3 separate regions of the Mus musculus genome follow, and all the other regions are linked to region 1. Evidence: chromatin loops called from intact Hi-C (ENCODE). Cell type or tissue: left cerebral cortex. All regions are shown on one strand. Each heading gives the region's core, and the rest is flanking DNA. Links, peaks and the distances in the headings are about the cores only.

The links. Peaks named below come from ENCODE experiments on the same cell type or tissue, not always from the same donor. Only the 100,000 strongest peaks of a DNase experiment are listed, where the experiment ranks them.
Region 2: a loop joins it to region 1, with 6 times the contacts of the local background. A loop is called at or near these places in 27 of 42 quality-filtered maps.
Region 3: a loop joins it to region 1, with 9 times the contacts of the local background. A loop is called at or near these places in 39 of 42 quality-filtered maps.

What each region holds. Positions count from the first base shown.
Region 1 is chr2:163,327,002-163,335,483 of GRCm38, forward strand. No RefSeq gene overlaps it. Among named protein-coding and RNA genes, the nearest start is that of Gm35750, 25 kb to the right of the region's middle. In left cerebral cortex, for the core only: a CTCF peak has its summit at 3,874 (motif pointing left); DNase peaks (open chromatin) are centred at 3,881, 5,859 and 7,992.
Region 2 is chr2:162,918,718-162,927,199 of GRCm38, forward strand. It overlaps the pseudogene Cisd3b. Among named protein-coding and RNA genes, the nearest start is that of Srsf6, 8.5 kb to the right of the region's middle. In left cerebral cortex, for the core only: a CTCF peak has its summit at 3,653 (motif pointing right); DNase peaks (open chromatin) are centred at 3,652, 4,315 and 4,627; H3K27ac peaks cover 647 bases.
Region 3 is chr2:163,101,172-163,109,653 of GRCm38, forward strand. No RefSeq gene overlaps it. Among named protein-coding and RNA genes, the nearest start is that of Gtsf1l, 16 kb to the left of the region's middle. In left cerebral cortex, for the core only: a CTCF peak has its summit at 531 (motif pointing right); DNase peaks (open chromatin) are centred at 559 and 3,530.

The DNA.
Region 1 (8,482 bases), core at 182-8,181:
CACCTTCCACTGCTAGGGACACTGTGGCTTGGACCTTAGAGCCATAGCCTGTCATTAAGAACACGCTGACCTGCTGCAAGTAGCCCACCCCCACTGCTCCAAGAGCCTCTTCTCCTTTCCCAGAGCCATCCTCTTGCTTGAGGTCCTCTGTTTACCCTTTCCCACCATGCAAAAGCAAAGTCACACTCTTAAACACGTATACATACATGGTATATGTGTACCTACTGCATACATAAACATGCCACCCACAAACAGCCCCTATATACGCATACACAAGACACAGAAGTATGTCTTGCACACATTTGCCCATCACATGCATGCAGCATATACTACCCAGCCTGCATCCTAGCTCACGTGTTAATTCCTGCACTCACTAACATACAAACGATCTGCTCCTGAAAGTTGGAAAGAACTTCCATGCAAAAAGACCAGAGAGTGCTCCTAACTGTTTGCTCATCTTACCAGCTCCACGACAGCGATAATTCAGTTCTGCTTCTCAATATGTACACAATTAATTAGCTCAAGCGCCCTAGGTGCTGGAGGTCAGCCCTTCAGAGTGAGAGGCACTGGGTGAACCCATCACCGGTGAAGCCTGAGGGTTTGACCCTCCAGGGGAATTTTGAGAATGTTCCAGAAAACCGTGAAGGGAGGGGGCTGGGCATGGTGGCCTAGGGATACCTTGTGCACTGCCAGCATGTCCTCCACACAGTTGGACACAGACACTCACACACAGTCATAGAGACACACACTCACACATATACGCTTTCTCATATGCTCACACATACACTCCAACACACACATATACTCAAACACACTCTCAAATACTTACAAACTCACACAATATACTCACACACTCACAACACACTCATACATTTATGCACACACACTCGCATGTACACATACACTCTCACACACACCCATGTACACACATGCTCACTCACACATTCACTTTGCTTCCATGGACAATGGTACTGGTGAAGACCTTCCCTTTGGGGAAGGAATCTGGAGAAATGCACAGTAAACAAGGATTCCCAGAGACGCTCTGAAGTCCTGCATCGTCATGATGATCAGAAGACACAAACACCATGAGCAAGAATGGCAGGCCGCCCCGCTGTCAATCTGGAGGTGAGGAGAGGCTACTTAGAAGATTAAACAGATGGCTGGGCAGTGGTGGTGCATGCCTTTATTGCAAAACTTGGAAGGCTGAGGCAGGTGGATTTCTGTGAGCTCAGGGCCAGCTTGAGCTACAGAGTGAGTTCCAGAACAGCTGGGGCTACATAGTAAGACCATGCTGGTCCCCAAAAGATCAATATTAAATATTACACTTCGTTTTCTTTTTTTTATATAAGACTTTATCTTTTAAAAACTTGTGTGTGTGTTGCATGAGTGCAGACTTGCGAGCATAGCAATCTGGGCGATGAGAAGCATAATTCTGATGCCTTCAGAACACACAGGCCCTGCACCCTGAGCCATGTCTCCACCCCTTAGTTCTTTCCCGTGTCCATGATTTTTACTTCTTATAGCAAACTTATTACAACTTAATAATATACAACAGAGAATTTTGTTGGCTTAAGTCTTTTGTTTTAATTTTGATTTCTTTTATAATTATATATATATATATATATATGAATGTTCTACCTGCATGTATGTCTGAGTGCTAAATGCATGATTAGTGCCTTCAGAGGTCAGAAGAAAACTCCCCTGGAACTGGAGTTGCAGATCTTAATAAGCCTCCACGTGGGTCCTGGGAATCAAACCTGCATCCTTTGCAGAAACAACAAGTACTCCAAACTTCTGAGCTATCTCTCCAGCTCCAGTTGTTTTGGCTTTGGCGTTTGTTGTTTGTTTGTTTTGAGGCGGTGTCTCACTATGTGTGATTGCTGGCACAGAACACACTATGTAGAGCAGACCGGAATCAAACTTCACAGGGATCGACCTGTCTCTGCTTCCCCAGTACTGGGACTAAAGTCTGTGCCACCGCACATGGCAGCTCTGTTTTACAATGATTAATTTGTGTTTCTGTACATAGTTATGGTATGTAGAGCCTCGTTGTCTTCCCCCACTCCCCGTTAGCCCTCCTCACCTCCTCTTTTCTTTTCCTCTTCTCTTCCCCCCAGCAGCCCCCCCCCCCACCCTCCTAGTTTCATTTCTATCTTCAGGCCATATATCCATATGTGATATCACATAGCTATATAAAATACAGGAACCACGAATGAGAGGAAAGAACTGCTATTTGTCATCCTGAAGTTGGCTTCAGTCACTTAACATAACTGTCCTGGAACATGGTGGCTCCTTGGTTACAGCTGGGTCACAGGTATTGCCAAAGTTCCCTCCGTTATTAGCAAAGCCAGGTGCTTTCTCCCTGATGGATGCTTTTTTCTAACTTTTGCCTTTTTGATTCCCCCATCTCTGTTGTGGTCAGGCACACATCCCAGTATCTATTTATATTTTCAGTTGTGAGCCCAACCTTTAATGTCTGAGCCATCTCCCCAGTCATCCAGTAGCTTTCTATCTCTAGACAGAAGACTAGACTCCTCGTCTCTGTGTAGGTGGCCTCCAGGATGTGCTGGAATCCCTGACCAGCAGGAGGTGGTTATTTCCCTTTCCATATCCCCTTTGCTGTCCCTGTCCCTGCCTCTCTGTCCAGTTCACTGTCACGGTAGCTTCACACAGCCAGCCCCCTGCACCTCTGACCTCCATGGTAGCCCAGCTCTTTAAATTTCCTGCCATGAAGAAATCAGGTGGTCTGAGTTCAAGCTCACACAAAAAGCCTCACTTTGACCTAACCCCTGTTTAAAGTTCCATTCCTAAGGCACTACATTCAGAGGCCCTGGATACCGGGCTTCACTTTGTGAATTTGGGGACACTCAGTTCCTTCCATTATAGTGCGAAGCTAACAACAGTGTCGGTTGTTTCCAGCCAGTGGCTCACTAAGCAAAGGGCAACAGGCTTGGATCAGGACTGACTCCGTGCGGGATGTGAGTCCCCCAGTCCCTCTCCTGGGAGGGTTCCACAAGCAAAGAATGCCACACCCCTCCCCCAAGCCTCCCACTGATCACCTAGATCCACAGATCCTGACTGGGGTGTGTGACAGGGAAGCCACTAATGTGTCAGGTGTGAACACTTCCCACATCTCCAGCATGACAGTTAACCATAGCCATCTCTCCGACGTGTCTTCCAAACTCCACCCTCACATTTTTCCTGTTTTCTTTCATGCTAGTCCACAAAACGTCTGTATAACTGTGCCTATAAACTCACTGATCACAAATGTAGTTGTTAATTCAAGTGCCTCAGGATTGGGCAGGTAAATTCGAGCAGGGTGGCACACAAGAGGGCTTAATGGAGAGTGTGGCTAAGTGGAGACACTGCTCTGCCAAAAAAGTATTATATTCAATGTACTATGAAACATCTGCTAGCCACACACAAAAAGAAAAACCCCAAGCAGCTGCTAGCATCTCATCTAAGTGACCTCCACTGAAGACTCGGTGAAAGGTGGGTTTTGAAGGCAGGTGCACAGACCTGCTTTTGAATCTTGGTCATTTTATTTTATTTTATTTTATTTTATTTTATTTTATTTTATTTTATGTGTATTGGTGTTTTGTCTGTCTGTATGTCTGTGTGAGGGTGTCAAATCCCCTGGAACTGGAGTTACAGACTGTTGTAAGCTGTCATGTGGGCGCTGGGAATTGAACCTGGGTCCTCCGGAAGTGCAAATCTTAGGTTCTTATCTGCATAACACAGCATTGCCTCAAATCTCAGAACTGAAGTAAGGAACATAAAGAATAAAGCAGGCAGTAATGACAATGATTTTATTTTGAAATCAGCGTCTTCCAGAGCAAGTCTGTTTTCATGTGTGGAGCAGTTGTGCCTCCTGGTGGTAAAAATTAAGAACTGCACCTTAAATAATCACGCTAAATTGCACTCTACGGGTAAAGCAATGCATTCGAATCCAGTTCTGAGATAAAGTGAGTTACACAATTGAGCTTCATGCTTAGGCTCCACGTCCAAGACCTCTCCCTGCAAGTACAGCCATACTGAAGTGGCTCTGGCGATAGTTTAATACCACTTGGTGTGCAGTAAACCCTTGCAAAGCACTCAGTCTCCCGAGACAAATCTACCTAGGCCCTGGCACCTTCACTGGCTCTGAGCCCCTCTGGGCCTGCACTGGGTATCCTAATGGGTACCTAGTTGGTTGGTTGGTTGGTTGATTTGGTTTGGAGAGTTTTAGCTGTTTGTTTGTTTGTCTGTTTGTTCTTTTCACTGATCAGCAGTAGGAAGGGGCTACCCAGGCCTGGAGCCTGTAACCAAAAAAAAAAAAAAAAAAAAAAAAAAAAGGAGTAGATCTTGCAGACTCCAGAAATGTCACAGGAGTAAAATGTACCCTTGGATTGTAGGAGGTGCCACCCAGATTGCTTTTAAGCAGAAAGGTATGGCTTCGGGTTCGTCACCAGGGATAAAATCTGCATCCCTGAAGTCAGACAAAGAAAGGCTGACTTGACCACACATCTCCCTTCCCAGAGGTGGGGGGGGGCTTGAGGTCACGGGGGGGTGAAGGGAGGATGGCAATGCTTTCTTTACCTCTCTTTGCCTCTGGCCACTTGTGCATGCACCTGTGCCTGCTGTGGCTGTGGGCAGAGTTCACTTCCCACAGGAAGAGAAGGCACCTGCACATAGGCCTGCCAGGGAGCTGGTGGCCCCTTCCAGGAAAGCCAGAGGCCAGACCGGGCTGCAGACGGTTAGGCCCCCGGAAAAGCCCACCCACCCTTCCTGCTCCTTACACTCTCCTCACAAGATCCTAGACTCTTGTTTTCTCTTGCACACTGATGTTTGCTATAGCACTATCCACAATTGCTACCTCATGGAAACATGTGAAGCTGGGTGTGGTGGCGCACGCCTTTAATCCCAGCACTCGGGAGGCAGAGGCAGGCGGATTTCTGAGTTCGAGGCCAGCCTGGTCTACAAAGTGAGTTCCAGGACAGCCAGCGTTATACAGAGAAACCCTGTCTCGAAAAACCAAAAAAAAAAAAAAAAAAAAAAAGGAAACATGTGAAGTCATAGAGTGTGAAGGAAAACAGACACAATTGTAGACCACACTAAGTGGATTAATCCAACTTTGGAAAGACAAATAACATGCTTTCTCTCATTTGTAAGTCCTAGATTTTTTTTAACTAAATTTATTCTTTGACAACACTTCTGTGTGTGTGTGTGTGTAAGTGTCTGTTCACGTGAGTGTGTATGTGTGTGTGTGAGTGTGTGTATATGTATGCATGAGTATGTGCAAGTATGAGTGTGTGTGTGTGTGAATGCATGTGTGTGAGTATATATTAATATGTGTGAGTGGGTGTGAATGTGTGTCTATACATATGAGTGTGTGAGTGTGTGTAAATGTGTGTGAATGGGCCAATGCATATGTCATCACCACCCCTGACCAGATGTGTGATTTCCCATCCTGCTCCCGAAACTCACTCACCCCCCCTTCCCAGCCAATCCCTCTCTGCTCTACTACCACCTCCTCCCAGGCAACCATTGCACTGACTCTGTCACCGAAGCCTGGTGTTGCCGTCTGGAGTCCTTCACATCGCTGTCCCTACCATGTACGTTTCTGCTTCTCTCACCTCCTACAGTGGCTTTCAGAGGGGATCCTGTCGTCTCTCGTCGCTCCTCACTATTATGGAACAGATCCCCTAGTGATGGACAGAGCTGTTTGTTTTCTGATTTGCCTGTTGACAGTCACATGTGTTTCTGGCTTTTGGCAGCGATGCCCAGAGCCCCTGTGAACATTCTTGTTCACGTCTTCTTGGACATATGTTTCCATTTATTTTGGGTAAATACGTGGGAGTGAGAATCCTGGATCATAGGGTGGGTATGTGTTTTAACTTCAGCAGAAGCTGCCAAACTGTATTCCCGGGCAGGCAGACAATCTGGCCAACTGATTTCAACAACCCATCTCATCAGCCAGAACGAGCCACCAACTGCCTTCCTTCTCAGAGACTGCACAACTAGTCTCTGGGCTTCTGGAGACTGGAGTGGCTTCAAGAGGCAGGCAGGGGCTGGCCAGAAGCAGAGGATGAGATATGGAGAGATACCCAAGTGGCTTGCCTCTCTGCATCTCGGTTTCCCCTGCAGACCTCGCAGGACCTGAATGCAGAGAGAGTCTGAGATGTCTCAAATGTCTACAAGACAGCTGAAGGGAAGATCAGGACAAGGATGAGGTGAGATTATCAGGAACTGCTGTGGACGCCAAGGAAAAAGACCCTCCCACTCCTGAACGCCGTGCCATGGAGGTGGAGTTGGGCTGCCACAAACTTCCTATAACTTTTCTGATGGCTAACTCCCTGGAGCCAGAAGTGAGTTTTCGTTTGGCCACGCCTCTATCCCAAGGCTCTCCCTGTCTGTATTCCCTGCCCTTCATCTACAGCCAGTGAAGATTCAGTGTCAACCACAGTTTCTTGATCCAAGTTTTAGAAAACTGTCTTTAACGCAAACGGATTGTACAGGCCACTCTCTCTAAAAGACTCGTCAGTTGGGTCCACAAGCATCCAATGGGCAACTAGAGGCAGGAGGAAAACGTGGCTTTGTCACACAGGAGGTGTTGCTTGGCTCCTAGAGTACTTGCCTAACATGCACAACCCGCCCCTATCCCCCACCCGCAGCATTGCAAAAATGAGGTGTGGTGGTACCCGCTTGTAATCACGGCACAGTGAAGGAAAAGCTAGAGGTTCAACATCATTGTTGTCCACAAAAACCTGCCTAATATGCCAGAAGTCCCCACTAAAAGCAGAACAAAGAGATGAATTATAGTTAAAGGTGCTTGCCACAAAACCTGATGACCCGGGTCCAGTCCCCAGGCTCAGGCCCCATAGCATGCATCACACACACACACACACACACACACACACACACACACACACACACACACCACCCTATGTCTAGAAGCCATCTTACCCTGCCCCCCCAGCTGCCTGTTCTCCGGCCATGGCACTGACTCCTTTGTCCAGTGAGACTGAATGTTTAAGCAAGATGAATATGGGCTCTTGTTTTGGCTTTACCTGCCCCTGCATCCGTGGTGCCTGGACCACTCACCCCATCTTTCCAAGCCTTAGTTTTCTCATCTTTAAAACCAAGCAGTGGGGTTCTTGCATGGTTCTCTTGTGCTCATGCATGGCTGGTATTATTAGAAGTGTATTACTACATACACATCTGCACACTGGCCATTGCTGCCGCAAAGAAGGAAGTTGTCACGGGGCAGAATCGGGAGCTGAGGCAGCAACCTGACTGTGTGTAGATCTGTGTGAGCTGAGCTGCGCTGCTTACTCTTCTGCCCCAGGAAAGGGAGAGGAGGGCTGGCAAGGACCAGCTCCTCCAAGCCGTGGAGCAAGCAGGCAGAGAGGAGAGAGGAGGGGTACCCGCATCCACAGACACAGTCAGCAAGCATCCCTCAGCGTGCTTTCAAGGTCTGTCGGCATGTTACCCTCCAGGTGCTGGTTTTTATTATACAGGTTCAAGGTAGGTTTCCATATCCACCTGCCAAGCTTGGTGCCTCCAAAGATCATCACTGAGCTGGTGTCTCTCAACACAGCCAGGTTCCCTGTGGTTCCCTCCGGGAAGCTGAAACTGCTTGCTACAGATCCCAAATGTGCCTTTATACTCCCGGGTCCCTCTCTTCTCTGCTGCAAGGCAGTGGTCAATTATCACAGCTCTTAACAGTGTCCATTATTTCCCACCTTATAAAATACCTCAATTGACTCCAGAGCCACACAGGTCAGGAACCAAGACTGAAAGACATCTTCCAGGCTGTGTTCTATATCTAAGCCACCAGGGCTCGCCCATCTGGCCAGCCTTACCTGATTCAGTCTCCAGTATTCCAGCAAGATCCTTTCGGTCTTCCAGTGTCCCAGAAACCCCAGCCAGTGTGCAGACCAAATGGCCATTGGCCGGGTACCCATTCCCTTCCCCTCTTTATCAAAGGCTTTGCAGGCTAAGCAAATTCTGCCCTCATTCCCATTGGCACTGACCCTCCTGAGGTGCCCTGCAGCCAACCCTCCTCCTGGGAATCATGAGGGTATAGAGTTTCCACGTCCTCTTCTCCATCCAGAATACATATGTGGTTCAAAGCAGCTCTCCTGTGAGGAGCTATTCTCCATGGTGAAGGAAACAAAGAGAACTGAAGGCACCCACGGGTGTACACAGCCAGTCAGCAGCAGTGCCCGGCAGCCAGGACACTTGATAGCATATGGTGCAGCTCGGGTGGTGACAGGCTCGGTCCTCTTGAGGTCTTCCTGGCTACTAGCTGTGAGGGAACCTTAATGGACATTGCTTGTTCCCATCCAAGCTAGAGAGCCGTCTTCCTCAAAGAACCTGCTGTGGGCAATCCAGGGTAAGCCTGCCTCGTCCCCACCCCCCACCCCAGGTCTCTGAGGAGGCCTTAGTGCTTCCAATCAGACAGCCTGCAGCTGCTTAGTGGATGCTTAAGCCATCTCTA
Region 2 (8,482 bases), core at 188-8,187, 410 kb before region 1:
ATTGTGTGCTCCCCCCCCCCCAAGACCTCCCTCTTCCAGCCCTCAGGCCTCACTACTAACATCTCCAGGGGCACAGCTGATAAAGTTAGAGACAAAGTGAGAAGCAGTGAACAGTGACTGCTATCCCTGTAACCTTGGTGACTGTTGTCACCCCGTAATGTCACTGCTATCACTGATGCTCTTGCTGCATCTACTCTGCAGTCCCAGATGATACTGAAGCCAGGGGAGCATTGGAGGAGTCGGACCGGGACAGGAGATCTGGTCTCTTTAATGGACCACTAAAGAGCAACCCAGTTAGCTTTATTTGAAAACCATGGGCTTTGAGCATACCCTAAAAGGAGAGACTCTGACTCCTTTTTTTTTTTTTTTTTTTTTTTTTTTAGAGGGCAGGCCTCAGTGTTTATTGACAGCTTTACCGGATGCTGGACCTGGCTCTCAGCTGCCCAACAGGAGAATACAGGTTTTTCAGGGTACAATTGCTAACAAGATGGGGTCCTTGGAGGTTCCCTTCCATGTGTGGCTCAGCATTACTGCCTGGAGTCACAGTATCCCCTCAGAGTGGGGAACCTACTTCTGCTTTCTGTACCTGCTCACTCTTGTGGGTACCGTCACAGTAAGGGGGCCGCCGAGTGGCCTTGCAGGTACATAGGGCCACTGTGCGTGTCTCTTGGACCTTGAACTTGAGTGGAGAAAGGCCAGTACGCTGGAAGAAGTGGGAGCCATCACAGAAGGGCTGATTCTTGCTTCGGCCACATACACACCACCTGTAGTTTTTCCCAGCAACCAGCTCCAATCTGATGTGTGTCTTCTGTGCCACCACTGGCTTGGTTGGCTCTTTGGGGAACCATCGGGCCAGCCAAGAAGAGATTTCCCGCCTCTGATACGGCTTCGACAAGGCAGGCAGGCAGATATGATTTGGAAACAGAAAAATAAAATCAGTGGGGAAGGAGAGACGCCGGAAGCCCATCAGGAAAGGGAAAGACCACAAGCCAAAGGAGCGTGGGACCTTTTTTTTTTTTTTTTTTTTTTTTTTTAATGGTTGGGAAAAGGTTCAAAGAAGAGGCGCTGCGGATCTTGGCATCTACTCGGGAGCTCCCTCCGGAAAGACTCGAGACTCTGACTCCTAACACTCTGCAGAGATGCTTGTCTCTGGGGTTGATTGCCAGCCAGCACCAGGAGCCAGCCTGGATCTGAGATGGGCGCTACTGAATGTCTGTAATCTCTGCACCTTGGGTGGAAAAACAATTGGCAGACACCTTTCCTGGCCATTAATTCTTTACAGCCAACTCGGAACCCTCCCTCGGGGCAATGGCTGATTGTTTGCAGTTACTGTCAGCCTGGCCCTGAATTCAGAGCAGGGAGCATGACTGTCCCCTTACCCTCTTCATACACTTCTTCTCCTGGTGCCCTCCCCTATCTCTTCCCAGAGCCCCAGAGGGGCCAGAGAGAGCTGCCTGTGCAGATTGGAAGAGATAAGAAATGGCCTTCTGTACAGAGAAACTACGGTTTAAAGGCCACCGAGTTAAAGAATCACAGAAGAAAGCGATTGACTCACTCTTCTCTGCAGAAAGTATTTCTCAGCATGTGTGTTCTTGAACTGTGATCTCTATGAATGCCTGCACCACCTTACACAGTAAGTCTTATTTTAAGCCCAGAGGACAGATCGAGGACACTGGGAGTGGATTTGGACTCCAGAGGGATTTTCTTCCAATGTCCCGCGTTGCTATCTTCCTTCAGTAAACATTCTCTATTATATCCATGCTGTCACCAGAAGAGAATAAAAGGGAAGCGACATTTCCCTCCCTCACCCCACCCAAAGAGAGAAATAAAATCTTCCCTGGTCGGTCCATCCATCCTTGCTAATCCATCTCTCACAAGATCTATTCATCACCTGCTGTTGTGTGATTTCTCACGGAGAGACATGAAAAATGTCTATTCGCCCCAGACAGGGCACCAATGGCCAACCAAAGACACAACTCCATCCAAATCTAGCTTAGTTTATTTACAGAAGCATAGGGGAAGGCTGGCTTGCAACACCATGTGTGATTCAACATCTGCTCCATTACCAAGAAACCTACCCCAAGATGGGCAATAAATAAGTCAGGGAAGTTCCATCCCCAGAGTTCCCTGCCCAACCTACAGGCAGCTCTACCGGAGAGTGTTCTGTGCCCAGTAATTGTTTACTACTTTTATAACCTTGGGCAAGGGCTTCCAAATGAGTGCTAGGAAGACAGGATGCTGCAGTCAACATCAGACACAGCATGACGCTGCCTCTCCCGGTTAGCTTTACCTGTCAACTTGACACAGCCTAGAGTCATCTGAGAATAGAGTCACAGTTGAGGAACTGCCCGGGGGATATATATCTGTGAGGGTTTGTCTTGATGGTTAATGGATTCAGCAGGGCCCAGCCCACTGTGGGAAGCACCATTCCCTGAGTAGGTAGCCCTGGATTGTCTAAGAAACTAGCCAGGCATGAGCCTGCACGCCAGCTAGCAAGCAACATCCTCCACCGTGCCGTACTTTTGACTGTGAAGTGGGTTCCTTGATCAGAATAATGTTGTGGGAACCAGAGATATGGCTCAGTGTGGAGGAAGACTTTTAACCAGGCCTAATGACCTGATTTCGATCCCTGGAACCCATATGGTGGAAGGGAAGAACTGATTTCTGAGAGTTGTCCTCTGACCTCCAAACACACAGAGAACAGACACACATACACACACAAAACTCACACACATAAAGAAATAATGTCATATGGGAAGGCAAGCAAGCCTCCTTTGAGTTCTTGTCTTGATTTCCCTCAATGATAGACTGTGACCCACGAGGTGAAATTAACCCTTTCCTCCTCTAAGTCACTTTTGTTAGAGTTAGAGTGTTCTCATTTCTCTCATGCCTTCCTGGTCTTCCCTGGATGTGTGACCAACAAAGATGTTCTTCTTCAGCCTCTCTGCCAATCCGTCATCCCTGAACCTGAACAGCACTCCTGAGTCTACTACGCATGCATGCCTGCCTCTAACCCTGCCACCCGATCAGCTCAAACTCTAAAGAGAACCTTCTGGGCTACAGTCAGCTACTCAGGGGGCATCTTAATCCCTGTTTGGGTCATCGAGCAACTGTTGGACCAAGTGAAGCATTTGGCACCAGCTGCCACCTACACTGGTTAGTGGCTCAGAGTAGTGAACAATATAACTACAGAAGATGCAGTCACACCCACATAGTGTAGGGGAGTTGAGGTCTGAGGGTCACATCAGAGATGCCACACTTCAGTGATAGCAGCCAAGGTAGCAAAAAGGACTTAAAATCTTATCATAGGAGAAACCGTTGGGGGACAGCGAGAAAGAAAGGACGTTTAAAAGAGGGCCAGAGTGCTGACCGCAAACATCTGGAAGACCCATTTGTGGGAAACATGTGGTATTTTAGATACACAGCTTTGTGCACAGTAGGACCCACAGAGGTCACAACTGGAGGCAGGGCTTTATTCGCATAAAGAATAATTTACGATGAAAGATAGAAAAATGAGCTTTCAAGTAATGGTATGAAATCCTCGGCTACTATGAGATCCTGACAACTAGATTTCCATTTCAGAACTTCAGAACTCTGTGACTCAGAAACCCCATTTCTGTAATTTCTCTACCACTGCAAGTCACACATACAGCCACTTGGTGGCGACAAATGCACATGTTCAGAGCCAGTCTTCCTGTCTGGAAATAGAAAAACAAAACAAACGATTGATTCAGATAAATTGACATTAGTGAAGTGATCAGACACTATAAACAAAGTCCCCCCAGTAAGAGTTGGTCCCCAGAACAACCCAAAGAGCTCCAGCACAGGTAATTTGTGTTCGTTCATTTTTTTGGTTTTGTTTGGTTTTGTTTTTAACAACTTTACTCTGTATCCAAGCTGCCTGAAACTCACTGTGTAGTCCAGGCTGGTCTCACACTCCTGGGATAATCCTGACTCGGCCTCCTAAGAGTTGAGATCACAGGCACTAGCTACCACATCCAGACTGCAAATTTTCTTTGAGATTACATATTTTAAGTTTTCCATTAAAACGCACACACCTACACACAAGATGCAAAATGCTCAGATCACAAGACACCACAAGACAGATGTTCATGAGTAGAACTGACTTGTGTAATCAGTTCATCCAGCCAGGACCAGGACCCCAGAAACCCTGCAGGCCTCCTCTAGCCCCTCCCACACCAAGGCAACTTCCCCACCTCCAGCGCCCTGATCAGTCTGGCAGGTGACTTGTTTGTGCCATAGTGCGACTATTCAGCAGTTCAATCCTCCACTGTATGGTGGGCGGAGGGTGGCATCTGCCTGGTTTCTAGCTTGAGGGAGGCTTACCCATAATGCTGTTCCGTATTTCCATTGCTTTGCCTTGCAAGCCTGTGAACTTATTTCTGTCTGCCAGGTGTGGAATGGCTCCTCTTGGCGTGGTCACTTCCAGCTTGCAGTAGCAGAAGGCACTAGATGCACTTTCCCAAAGTAACTGTAAAAATATACACTCCCAAATATGTCTGAGTGTTCCACGACTTCCTCGCCAAACCTGAATTTTCTGTTCAGGTGTGTTTTGGTGGAAGGGAAAGGGGAGGAGAGAGGCTGCTCCTGCAAACCCTTATCCCTCCTTCCAGGGTGGTGCTTGCAATGAGTCTGGGCAGCAGCAACAGCGAGCCACAGAGAGAAGCTGGAAAATCTCCTCCCACTCCTATATCCCCAGAAAACCATGGACATGCAAGACTTTTCTGCAGATCTCCATGTCCTGGGTTCTGAACAAGCGCAGAATGGAGTCCCACCCCACTCGCTGAGACCTCACAGGGTGCCTCCACAAGAAGAAAACAGAGAAGAGAATACACAGCCTGGGGCAGGAAGGGGATGAGGGAGGGGACGGGGAGGGGGGGAGGTACAGAGTGCAGGGAGGATGCATGGGTGGAAGAGGTTCCTCTGGTAACTTGGAGCAGAAAGTAGAAGGCCGGGGTGCAGGTCTTAAGAAAGTATGTTTCAGAAACAGAGAACTGTTCAATGAGAGGGAGCTATAGGTATATGTTTGACACATTCAAAGGAAAAGCTGATAGAATAAGGTAGGAAAGGAAGGCTGTGAGACCGGATGGGGTGTGACTGTATATAAGAGCTGCCCAGCTACTGTTAAAAGGTAGTTGAGGGCCGAGTAGAGTGCTAGTCTAGCATGCTCAAGGCATGAAGGAGTTCCATTCCCTGAAGGCAGATGTAAAACACAGAGAGAGGGGGAAAAAGAGAGACAGAGACAGAGAGACAGAGACAGGCACACATATAGAAAACAGAGACACACACACACACACAGAGACAGAGACAGAGACAGAGAAATACAGGCACACACATAGAAGACAGAGACACACACACACTTAAGAATTCTTTGAAAAAATAATAAAGTGGGACTTGGTGGTACACACACCTTTATTTCCAGCAACTGAGAAACAGAGGCAGATGTATCTCTCTGAGTCTAACGTTAGCCTGTTCTGCACAGCAAGTTCCAGGCCAGCCAGGGCTACATAGTGAGATCCTGGCCCCAATGTGATTAATTTAATTAAATGGTGTCTTTAAGTTGTTCAGATCAGACCGTCTTTGTTGCAACTTGCCAACACAATAACTACTGACACTTTTACAACTTGAGAGAAGCCGTATTAGTCAGGGTTCTCTAAAGTCTCGGAATTTATGGGCTGTCTCTATTTATTAAGGGAATTTATTGTAATGAGTTACAGTCTGCAGTCCAACTAACCCAACAATGGGTAGCTGTGAACAGGAAGTCCAGGAGTCTAGTAGTAGCTCGGTCCCACGGGGCTAGTAGTTTCAGCTGGTCTTCTGTGTAAGCTGGAATCCTCAAGTAGTGGGTTCCAACGGATGTGCCGGCAAGTAAGTGTGAGCAGGTGAAGTAGAGTGAGTCTTCCATGGGCTGGAGAGAAGAGTGAGTCTTCTTCTTTCAATGTCCTTATATAGGCCTTCAGCCGTCACATTAAGGGTGTGTATCACCATGTCTGGATTTGGAACTTGGCTGGCCTTGATCTCAGAGATCAGCTTGCCTCAGTCCTAGGATTAGAGGTATGTACTACCTTGCCTGGACCTAAGCCTTTCTTGGCCACTCTGCCTCAAAATCTAGATCAAACGCGTTTGTTATCCCAAGACAAGATCGCAGTCAGAAGCCTGTGCCTTCCAGCCTCAAGATCTGAATCACAGGTGTGCCCTGCATTTCTGGATTGTAGTTCATTCCAGATGTAGTCAGGTTGACAACCAGGAGTATCCATCACAGAAGCTATGACCCTGTATAAGTGAATGGATGTAGCTGCATGCCAATAAAGCTTTATTTATAAAATAAATAGAGGGCCAGTTGAGCTAAGGCCCTAGTTTGCAGGGACATGTGCACAATTGAATCCTCCATGCTAAAAATAGATCACACAACCCCCATTTGGGAAATGTATGTCCTGTGTTCTTTTGAATCAAGAGTATTCCAGAGCTGGAACAAGCTTCCGTGGACTGTTGTCACGCAGACTTTCAGGGGTGGGGTTGCTGAGTGAAAGGTTTATGAACTTAGTTTTTTAAAATCCTTCCCGTCTCTACTTTCTCTGACACCCATTCTGGATTGTCCTGCTGTTTTTCTACCTTCTTTTTAAATTTTTTATTTATTATGTATTCAGCACATATACATATGCCCGAAGGCCAGAAAAGGGCACCAGATCTCATTACCGATGTTTATAAGCCACCATGTGGTTGCGGGGATCTGAACTCAGGACCTCTGAAAGAGCAGACAGTTCTCTTAACCTCTGAGCCATCTCTCCAGCTCCCAGTTTTTCTACCTTCTCAACCACAACTCCCTAAGGTTTGTTGTTTGTTTGTTTTTCCTGAATTTGACTCAAATCTCAGAGTTTCCGTGGTAAGCAGAATGTTCCCTCCCTTAAAGATCCCCACATCCTAAATCCTAGAACGTGGAATGTCACCCTCCATAGCAAAAGGGATTTTGCAGAGAAAAGGCCTTTTAGCTTGAAGTAGGGAGCTTGTCTTGATATATGCAGATGAGCCCACTGGGGTCCACATAGAGGCAGGAAGAGCACTGGCTCAGAGAGGGACATGTGGCCATGGAAGCTGGGATCGAAGTCCGAGTGATCTGAGTGATCCGGGTCACAGAGCCCACCAAGTTAATGGCTTTGAAAAAGGCAGAATCAACAAGCCTGAGAACACAAACAACCTCTACACACTGGAGAAGGAGAAAGGAATAGATTCTCGCCCTGGGGCCTCCAGAAGGTCTTACTGTCTCCTTTGTTTTTGCCCAGAAAACCATGGAGACTTCTGACCTTCATACCTGAAGATGACACATTTGTGATGCTTTAAGCCACTGACTTGCTGGTACTTTGTTACAGTGCCTTAAGTATACATAGGGGGCTGGAGAGATGGCTCAGTGGTTAAGAGCACTGACTGCTCTTCCAGAGGTCCTGAGTTCAATTCCCAGCAACCACATGGTGACTCACAACCATCTGTAACAGGGTCCGATGCCCTCTTCTGGTGTGTCTGAAGACAGCTACAGTGTTTTCATATACATAAAATAAAATTAATTAAATAAATCTTTTGTTTTTTGTTTTTTGTTTTTTCAAGACAGGGTTCCTCTGTATAGCCCTTGCTGTCCTGGAACTCACTTTGTAGACCAGGCTGGCCTCAAACTCAGAAAACTGCCTGCCTCTGCCTCCCGAGTGCTGGGATCAAAAGCGTACGCCACCACGCCTGGCAAAATAAATAAATCTTAAAGAAAAATAAGTATACATATTTAAGGGCGAAAGATTTATGCAGTCTGAAGAGACCTGTAATGGTGGTGCACGCCTTTAATCCCAGGACTCAGGAGGCAGAGGCAGGTGGATCTCTGAGTTTGAGGCCAGCCTGCTCTACAGAGTGAGTTCCAGGACAGTCAGGTTTACATGGAGAAACCCTGTCTTAGGAAGGAAACAAAACCTGTACATAGGAGTTGATGCTGAGGGTAGATCTTGGTGGAAGAGCACTTTCCTGGTATTGTGTCTTTGTTAGGGTTTCCATTGCTGTGAAGAGATACCATGACCAAGACAACGCTTATAAAGGACAACATTTAATTGAGGCTGGCTTACAGGTTCAAAGTGTCAATCTATTATCATCATGGCAGAAAGCACAGCAACATCCAGGCAGGCATGGTGGTGAAGGAGCTGAGAGTTCTACATCTTCATCCAAAGGATGCTAGGAACAGACTGTCCTTAGGCAAGTAAGGTCTGAAAGCCCACCCCCACAGTGACACACCTCCTCCAACAAGGCCACACCTCCTAGTGTGCTACTTCCTGGGCCAAATATATTTAAACCACCACGAATGGGTTCAGTTCCCAGCATCAGACAAATTGTATAGAAAAATTAATCTAATCCTCAGGACGCAACGCTCAGGTCTGGTCTGCAGCGCATCCTCTCCGGAGTTTTTCCACCTTATAACAACACACAGACT
Region 3 (8,482 bases), core at 121-8,120, 230 kb before region 1:
CACCCACCAAGTGAGGCCTGGAGATCAAAGTCAGGATGACAGAGCTTGGTGCCGGGTACCTTTGTAGGATGAGCTGTCAAACGTCACAAGAGGCTTGTTTTTAAATGTCAATCCCGATTTTTGTCTTCAGTTATGTTCTCCGCTTCTCTGTCTTCCTCCTCTGCCATAGCACATGGAATTGGTTTTCCCAGGTACTGCCGGAACTCAGGTTGCTTTGTTGTTGTTGTTTCTGTGGTGTTGGGGCTTGAGCTGAGCACACTGTGCTTTCATGGCAAGAGGTCACCACTGAACTACCCTGCTAGCCCCTCTTGGCTCTCTTTTACAGTAGATTATTCTCACAAATACATTTAGTTGTGGCACAGAAATAGAACTGGTAGTACTCAAAAGTCTGAAGTTTGGGAACACCGATAATGAAGGAGTTATGGCAGCATCAAAGACTAAACCAGGAGCTTCGCGCTGACACGGGTACCCAGCGACCAGGAGGTCACTAGCTGGTAGGGGACCCTCGCGACTGACCTCAATTTGGGAAGCCCGCTGCTGCTACGCATCCATACACCACCAGAGGGCAGCACTTCCCCGGTCTCTACTATGGGCCGGAGATCAGCTCAATAGGGAGGAATTTATTCCTTGGGACTGAAGTCTGGGACACACTTCCCTCCAAAGTTATCTGGGCATTTGACAACTGGAGAGAGAGGGGGAAGAGGGGAGGGGGGGGGAAAGGGGGAGAGAGGGAGAGAGGGAGAAGAGATTTAAACCTACTCCATTAGTGTCTTAGAGGCTGTGGGTGGGCCGAGGTGGCAGCTTGGGGATTTGGACAGCAGACGCTTGACAATTTGGAGAGCAGTGCTCCTGGGAGAAGGGGAGGTGAGCCTAACCAGCGCCCCCCCCCCCGGGGGGGCCTGAGTTCATGGTCTCTGTGTGTGTGCATGACCAACATTAAGTGGGGTGGACAGCTGGCAGTTGGTTTTGGATAAGTACCAGATGTCTTTGTTTTAAAGCCTTTTCCTTATCTATGCATCTCATCTCTGTGTGTGTGAAACACATGGGTGTGTGTGTATGTGACTGTGTGGGTGTGGGCAGGAGAGTGAGGAGGCCAGAGGCAGAGGGCAGACGTTTTTCTCTATCCTTCTTCTCCATATCTTTGAACCCAGGTTCACCAATTTGACTAGGCTGGATGCCCAGTGAACTGCAGGGATCCTCCTGGCTGTGCCTGCGACGTGAGGCACATTCACCACCATGACTGACTCTTGCCATGGGTGGTCATGTTTGCCTGACAAGCACTTCACTGACTGAGCCCGCTAACCCCTTCTCAAGCCCAGGCTGTTGTGTGTTTAGGAGACACATCGCGACAGAGAAGGTACATTTAATATGAAGTTGCAGTTTACAGCAGCTGGCGATACTTCCTACAGGGAGCTAGGTGACTGGGAGGTTTTCACTTTAGGCAGTTGTGCTTGGCCCGAGAGCTGGTGTGTGTGTGTGTGTGTGTGTGTGTGAGAGAGAGAGAGACAGAGACAGAGACAGAGACAGAGACAGAGACAGAGACAGAGACAGAGACAGACAGAGAGAGACACAGAGAGAGACAGACAGAGAGAGACACAGAGAGAGACAGAGAAAGAGAGAGAGAGAGGAATTCACTAGGCACTCAGATTATTTCCAGCATGAATTTCTCTCCCGAGCAAAGGCCCTGAGGTAGGTGTGCGCTTCCTCTGTGCAGGAAAGGGCAAGCCGGGAGCATAGCTGGTTGGCTGGGAGAAAACGGTCAGTGGCCGGAGCTGGGTACAGGTGGGGGCTGGGCACTTCAGAGTATGGAACCGGGGCAAAACGTCTGTGTTATAAAGAGGATCTGCTGTCATGCTATGCTTGAGGCATCGTGGCGCCCAGCTCACAGAATAGAGTGAACCAGATGTGGCAGAACTGGGGGAGGGGCATCTGTGTCGGGGCACAGCTGCTTAAAGACCGAAACTGGCGATACACTGGGCAGATGCAGGACCAGCTGGGCAGATGCAGGACCAGCTGAGGAACATCCTTTTTTTTTTTTTTTTTAAAAAAAACAGGGTGAAAGTTACCGTTTAGTGTCTCTGTCTCTCACTGGAAACAGAGTGCCACTGGAGAACACATTGTTTTCTTTAACTAGGCCATGATGACTAATTATTAAACTCACATCAAAAGGTTACCCTGTGCAGACAGGCAATTAGGTGGAGAGGAGAGCTGGAACCTCGATTCATTCCGAAACCCCGGTAGATAGAACTCGTGTGTGTGGTTTCTGAGCACAATGACTGTGAACATTCTCTTCAACTCAGCTGTCACCACAGGTGTGACACAAAACAGAAAGCTTTGCATCCGTTCCCTGGAGCATCTGGGGCAGTTCGTGGCCCGGCTTGAGATCTCTGCCAGACTGTTTAGGGAGGTATCACTGCCAGGCGAATGATAGGGGCTTGGAACTGGGGAGCTGTTGCTAGGTGTGGCTTTGTCCCATAGCAACCACATCCCATCTGGCCCAGGCCTCTCTAGTTTCCTTGTTCAGTGACATTCATGAGGGCTGGGACATCTGGGTGGCACCTTCAGCTTTCTGGGCTTCAGTTGTTTGTTTTTTGTTTTTGGTCACTTTAGACTTCTCTCGGGGACAGACTCTTTCTACGGGCCATCCCTTCCTTGGACATCTGCTGACTTTAGTTCCTATAGTTCAGACCTCATTGAGAATAAACCTCCTTGTTTCCTTCCCTAAAAGAGTGGCCCAGTGGTTTGATCTGGTGATGTGTGAACCCACCGTGATCCCATATAGGAATGTACGCACACACCAGATTTAACCCTGGATTGTAGCTGGTCTGATGCCTTAGAGGGCCCTGAGGCCCTCAGCTTTGTTTCCTCTCTACGGGACTGGCAAAGGGACAGTCATTGAGTTAGTATCAGGGCCAAAGATGAAATGGAGCTTTCTAAGGGTCAAGTGTATTGCTAGACACTTGGCCAACATGGCCACATTTCCTCCTCCTCTGCCTGTATGAAGTTGTCAGTCACTCCCACCTGAGGAACAGAGAGGCTCAGGCAGTTTCCCAAGGCCACACAGTAAGCAGGGCAGAGATGGCACTGCTGCTCAAGCTGGCCTACTCCTGGCCCGTCGCCAGACTTGCACACTAACCCCCTCTTTTCGTTTAAGGCTCAGTAAGGCCGTCAACAGGCACCAAGTGGTGGGGGCCTCTTTCTGAAAAAAAAAATAAAGTTATGTATTTGTTTATGTGCACATACAAACACACGTGTGTCATGGCATGTTTGGGGAGGCCAGAGGACAGTTTTTGGGAACCCATGCCTGTCTGCTACCAGGTAGGTCCCAGGGACTGGACTTAGGTCATCAAGCTTGGCAGCAGTTGCCTTCCCCCGCTGAGCTATGTCGCTGGCCTGTCAAAGGCTTTTTCAGGAGACAGAATGGAGACTTGGCACCCTCCCTTGGCCCCTTGGCCTTGTTTGGACGGCAAAAGACCTCACTGCTCACATGACAGCATTAGCTTTTCACACACCTCCTGTACCTCCTGCTGCGACCAGGCTCAACGGTGGGATACTTCCGGTGCGGGATACTTCTGGTGCTCACACGGACTCTAGAGTGTCCCGGCGCAGGGTGTTGGCCATGGGCCGCATGTTGCTTCAGTAACCTTGGAAGCACCTGATGTTGCCTTGAGTGCTGGCCTTAGACCTAAGCCAGACTGAAGCCAGGCACACTGGTTCTTTGAGCTAACTGGAGGATGCTTCCTGCCTGCCCTCTGACTCTGGGAAGCTGACTAGTAGCTGGACTAGTCCGGAGACTAGTTTCCTCCACACAGCAGGTGGGTCAGTTACCACATCAGAAGTTGCATTGTCCAGCTGCTGAGTATTCCCAGGCAGAGAACAGTGCTGGGATGGAACAGGAGCCACCGTTGTTGCACGGAAGGCTATTCCTGCAGCATTTCAAAGAAAGCAGAAGGCTCCGTGTAAGTAAAAGACTCTTGCTGTCTAGTAGACCCCCCCTCCAAGAGTGCAAAGATTCCCAGACATGCAAATATAAGTTCGCAGATTATTTTTCAAACCTGACTACTTCCCATCTTTTTCACACCACAGGAGAGAGTTCAGTACTAGCTCAGGATGGAAGCCCCGAGGGCCTTTTACTGTGCGTGCTCATGGGTGTGTGCATGCATGACAGAGGTTGGCCTTGGGATAAAACTGCCAAGCCAATTTCCTAGCAGAAGTAACAGCCTACATCCCAGCAACACATAGGTGAGCATCCAAGAAGCCCAGTGCCCTTGTCAGTACTGGCCATTGCATTCGAGAGCGTCGTGGCAGAGGCTGTGGTCACAGCTGCCCGTGGAGTTGAGGTAGGATGCACTCTAGCCTTACACGTTCAAGGGCAGCTTGGTCATTATGGTAAGATCTTGTCTCAGAAAATCATTCTAATAGACATGGGAGTATTCACCATGGCTTTTATTTGAGTTTCTTTGAGAAATTTTCTTTCTTTGTTTGGTTTGGTTTGGTTTGGTTTCAAGACGGGGTTTCTCTGTATAGCCCTGGCTGTTCCGGAACTTGCTCTGTAGACCAGGCTAGCCTGGAACTCAGAGATCTGCCTGCCTCTGACTCCTAAGTATTGCGATTAAAGACATGCACTATCACTGCAAGCCTTTATTATTATTAAAAATTGTTTTTATTTTGTATATGTGTATGTGGACACATGTAATGCTATGTGTGCAGAGGTCTGAGGACCACTTTATTTATTTATTTATTTATTTATTTATTCATTCATTCATTCATTTACATCTCAAATGCTGCCCCTCTCTGTCGCCCTCATCACAGAGTCCCTCCTCCCACCCCCTTCTCCTCTGAGACGGTGGGGCCTCCCTGGTAATGCCCCACCCTGGTTCATCAAGTCTCTGCAGGATCAGGCGTATCCTCTCCCACTGCAGCCAGACAAGGCAGCCATGTTAGGGAGCAGACTCCACAGTCAGGCTACACCTTTAAAGACAGCCCCTGTTCCAGGTGTTGAGGGACCTACATGGGGACTGAGCTGCACATCCGCTACCTCTGTGCTGGGGCCCTCGGTTCCGCCCATGTATGCTCTTCGGTTGATGGCTCAGTCTCTGAGAGCTCTGTTCATCTTCCTGTGCAGTTCCTATCCCCGTCGATCCTTCCCCCAGATCTTCCCTAAGCGTTCAAGGCCCACTTTTGAGATTCATTTCGCTCCTTCCACCATGTGGACTCCAGGGATCAAACTGAGGTCATTAGCCTTAGCAGGAAGTACTTGCATCTGCTGAGCAATCTTACCAGCCCAGAGAAACACAGGAGCTTTAATTTTAGATTTTTGAGACAGGTTTGCCTACGTAGCCCAGGCTAGCCTCATTTCATTCCTTTTTTTTTTTTCCTTTTGCTGTGATAAACTACTCTGATATTTGAGGGTGAAACGGTTTCTTCTGGCTCACATTTCAAGGGCATGGGACAAACAAGCCCATCATGACAGTCACATCTACACCAGGAGGCAGTGAACGATACCTATGTGTTGCTCAACTTCCCATGCCTGTTTACAGAGTCCAAGGCTGCAGCCAAGGAAAGGTGCCACCCACAGTGGGCTGGGCTTCCCACTGAAGTGAGCACAACCCACATGGCTCTGCATAGGCATCCCGAGACCCTTCTCCTGGGTGATCCTTGTCAACCATCATAGGGGTGTACCCAGCCCCCACTCCAATAGCATCTTTAGCTCTCACCTGTGTCCAAGCCTCCTCCCATTGCCAGTCTGTCTTTTTCTCTCAGAAGCCATGACTTCTCTAGCCACGACTCCATTTCCAGTAGGGCCCATTCCAACACCTTACATTTATAGGTAACACTCTTGTCTGCTTGTTTTCTTTTGCCGAAATAAGGTCTCACGTAGCCCAGGCTGGGCTCCAGCTTACCATGTAACAGGCCGATTTAGAACTTTGATCTTGCGGCATACACGCCTGAGTGTCGGGATTACAGACGTTTGCCGCTGCGTTGGGGTTCGAACCCAAGGCCTTGTTCATGCCAAGGAAGCACTTGTGGTTCGTCTGTAATGTCTTGGTCTCAGCAGATCCATTATCAGCCAAACCAGCCAGCCAGCCACTACCCAGATGTCATTTGAACTCATTTCTTAGTGAATCTGAGACAGGTGTGATGACAGTTGAGGGCTTTGTTCTGTGCTGTGGACATTTCCCCTTCAGTTAAGGGTTCCAGTGGATGAAGGCCAGAATGCGGAGAAGCTGGGATCACGTCTGCTGCTTTTCCAGTTGCTATGATAAAGTACTCTGGCAACAGCAATCTAAAGGAGAAAAAGGGTTTTTGTTTGTTTGTTTGTTTCTCCTTTTGGCTCACAGTTCAAGGGTATACAGTTTATCATAGTAGGAAGTCAAGGTGTCTACAGGAAGCAGCCAACACTCGTGGGCGATGCTTGGCTAGCTTTCTCTTTGAGCCCAGGAGATGGCACACACCCTCCTTAGGGTGGGTCTTCCTGCTCCAGTTAACCTAATCATAATTCTTTCAGTTGTGTCGGAAACTTGCTAAGTGATTCCGGTTCCTGAGCAGTGGATAGCCACACCAATCACCACAGGCTCTTGGAGGGGATGGGATTTGGTAAATGTGTCACATTGGATTCCATTTTCCTTTAGAGTGTGGGTAGTTTAGTACCCTTTGTCCCCAGGCTACTCAGGCGAGTTCTCAACCAGAAAAGCCCTGCTTTACACCCCACAGCCAATCCATATAGGTGCTAGATTTTGCCTATGGGGTGGCTGATGGCTGAGCCAGGCTGGTGTGATGGAGGCAGTACAACGTATTGTGTGGGAGGGAGAAGGAGGAGCCAGATGAGCAGCCTAGTCATAGATGGAAATGCTGGCAGTGGACGAGTCCCCTGTGGCTGGTTACTCCCAACCCCATCAGGGTAGCTATTTTTACCACCCAGGTTGGCCTCAACATCTCTAGGTAGCAGAGGATGACCCTGAACTGCTGATCCTCCTGCCTGTACCCCATGCTGGGATGATAGACACGTGTCTCCACTCTGTTGTATTAAGTTCTGGTTCTGGAAATCCAACCCAGGGTCTAGCGCATGCTAGGCAAGCAAGCGCTCTACCAAGTGAGCTCTATCAGTAAGGCCATCTCATCTCCAGCTGCCATGGTGGGGTGTGTGTGTGCCAGCATCCAGACAAAGTCCATGGTTGAAGATCTGGAAGGGTCTGGCCAGTGGGTTAAAAGACTGTTTCCATAAAAAGTTCCTGTTGCCAGGGACCATCTGTGGATGTTTTGAGAGAACCGGGAAAGGCATAGGATTGACTAATACGATGCACATTTACTGCATCCGTGCTGCCGTCAGGGCTTGAGAGATGCGCTCTTTTGTCTAATTAGCCATTGTGGCTATGTCTCCATGGTGACTTTTATGTCAGTGCTCAAAAGACACGTGTGCATCCATTAGAGGGACAGAGTTGCCAAACACAAGTAGTGGGCCCAGGATGAAGTGGCTTTTTACAGCACAGGCATCGAGCTGCTTCGGAAAGTACCAGAAGCAGCAAAAGGATGGCTGTTCTGAGCCATGGTCGGGGCTGTGAGACCTGGGAGGGGGTGCTCTCTCTCATCCATGTTGGGAACTCCCCAGGGAAAGATCATTTATTATCTTCTGAACAGATGCCAAACATATTTTTAGAGAAGGCGCCAGAAAGGTGTTAAAAACTGGGTCAGAAGAAAAGCCAGACGGCAGACCTCAACTGTAGGTATCTGAGAGTTTGGAAAGCAGGGTGTAATGGTACACCCCCATAAACACAGCACTTGGAAGATGGTCAGAGTTCAAGGCCAGCCTTGGCTGTATGCAAATTCCCGGCTACCCTAACCTACAACAAGCACCTTTAAAAAAAAAAATCACAGAGCTGGGCGTGGTGGCTTTAATCCCAGCACTCGGGAGGCAGAGGCTGGCGGATTTCTGAGTTCGAGACCAGCCTGGTCTACAAAGTGAGTTAGTTCCAGGACAGCCAGGACTAGACAGAGAAACCCTGTCTCGAAAAACAAACAAACAAAAAAAACCCCGCAAAAAACCAAAAAACAAAAAACAAAAACAAAAACAAAAAAAAATCACAGAAGTTGGTTCATAGATTGAACAAGCTGATTCTCACAAGAGAACAGGTAGAGGGCTGATAAAGTTTAGCCTTTGATTTTTTTTTTTTTCTTCAATGTTGGGGACTGAACTTAGAACACTGTGCTTAGAAAGGAGTTCTACCGCCGAATTCCTGTACCCATGAACATTGTAACCCGTGCCCAAGATTTTTGTTTTTCATTAAAGAGCAAGGGGTGTCCAGTTTATCTAGAGGGTTCTCTGATGGCTCAGTGACTGACTAGGACCAGGCACCAGGGCCTGGACCTTTTAGGGGACTGTGCATCAGAGGGGCTTCTGGGGTCTGTCTCACTCTTGCCTGGTGTTTGCAGAATCTGAAGAAGGCCCAGAGCGTGGTCAGTGCATCACAGGCTGTGGGGCTTA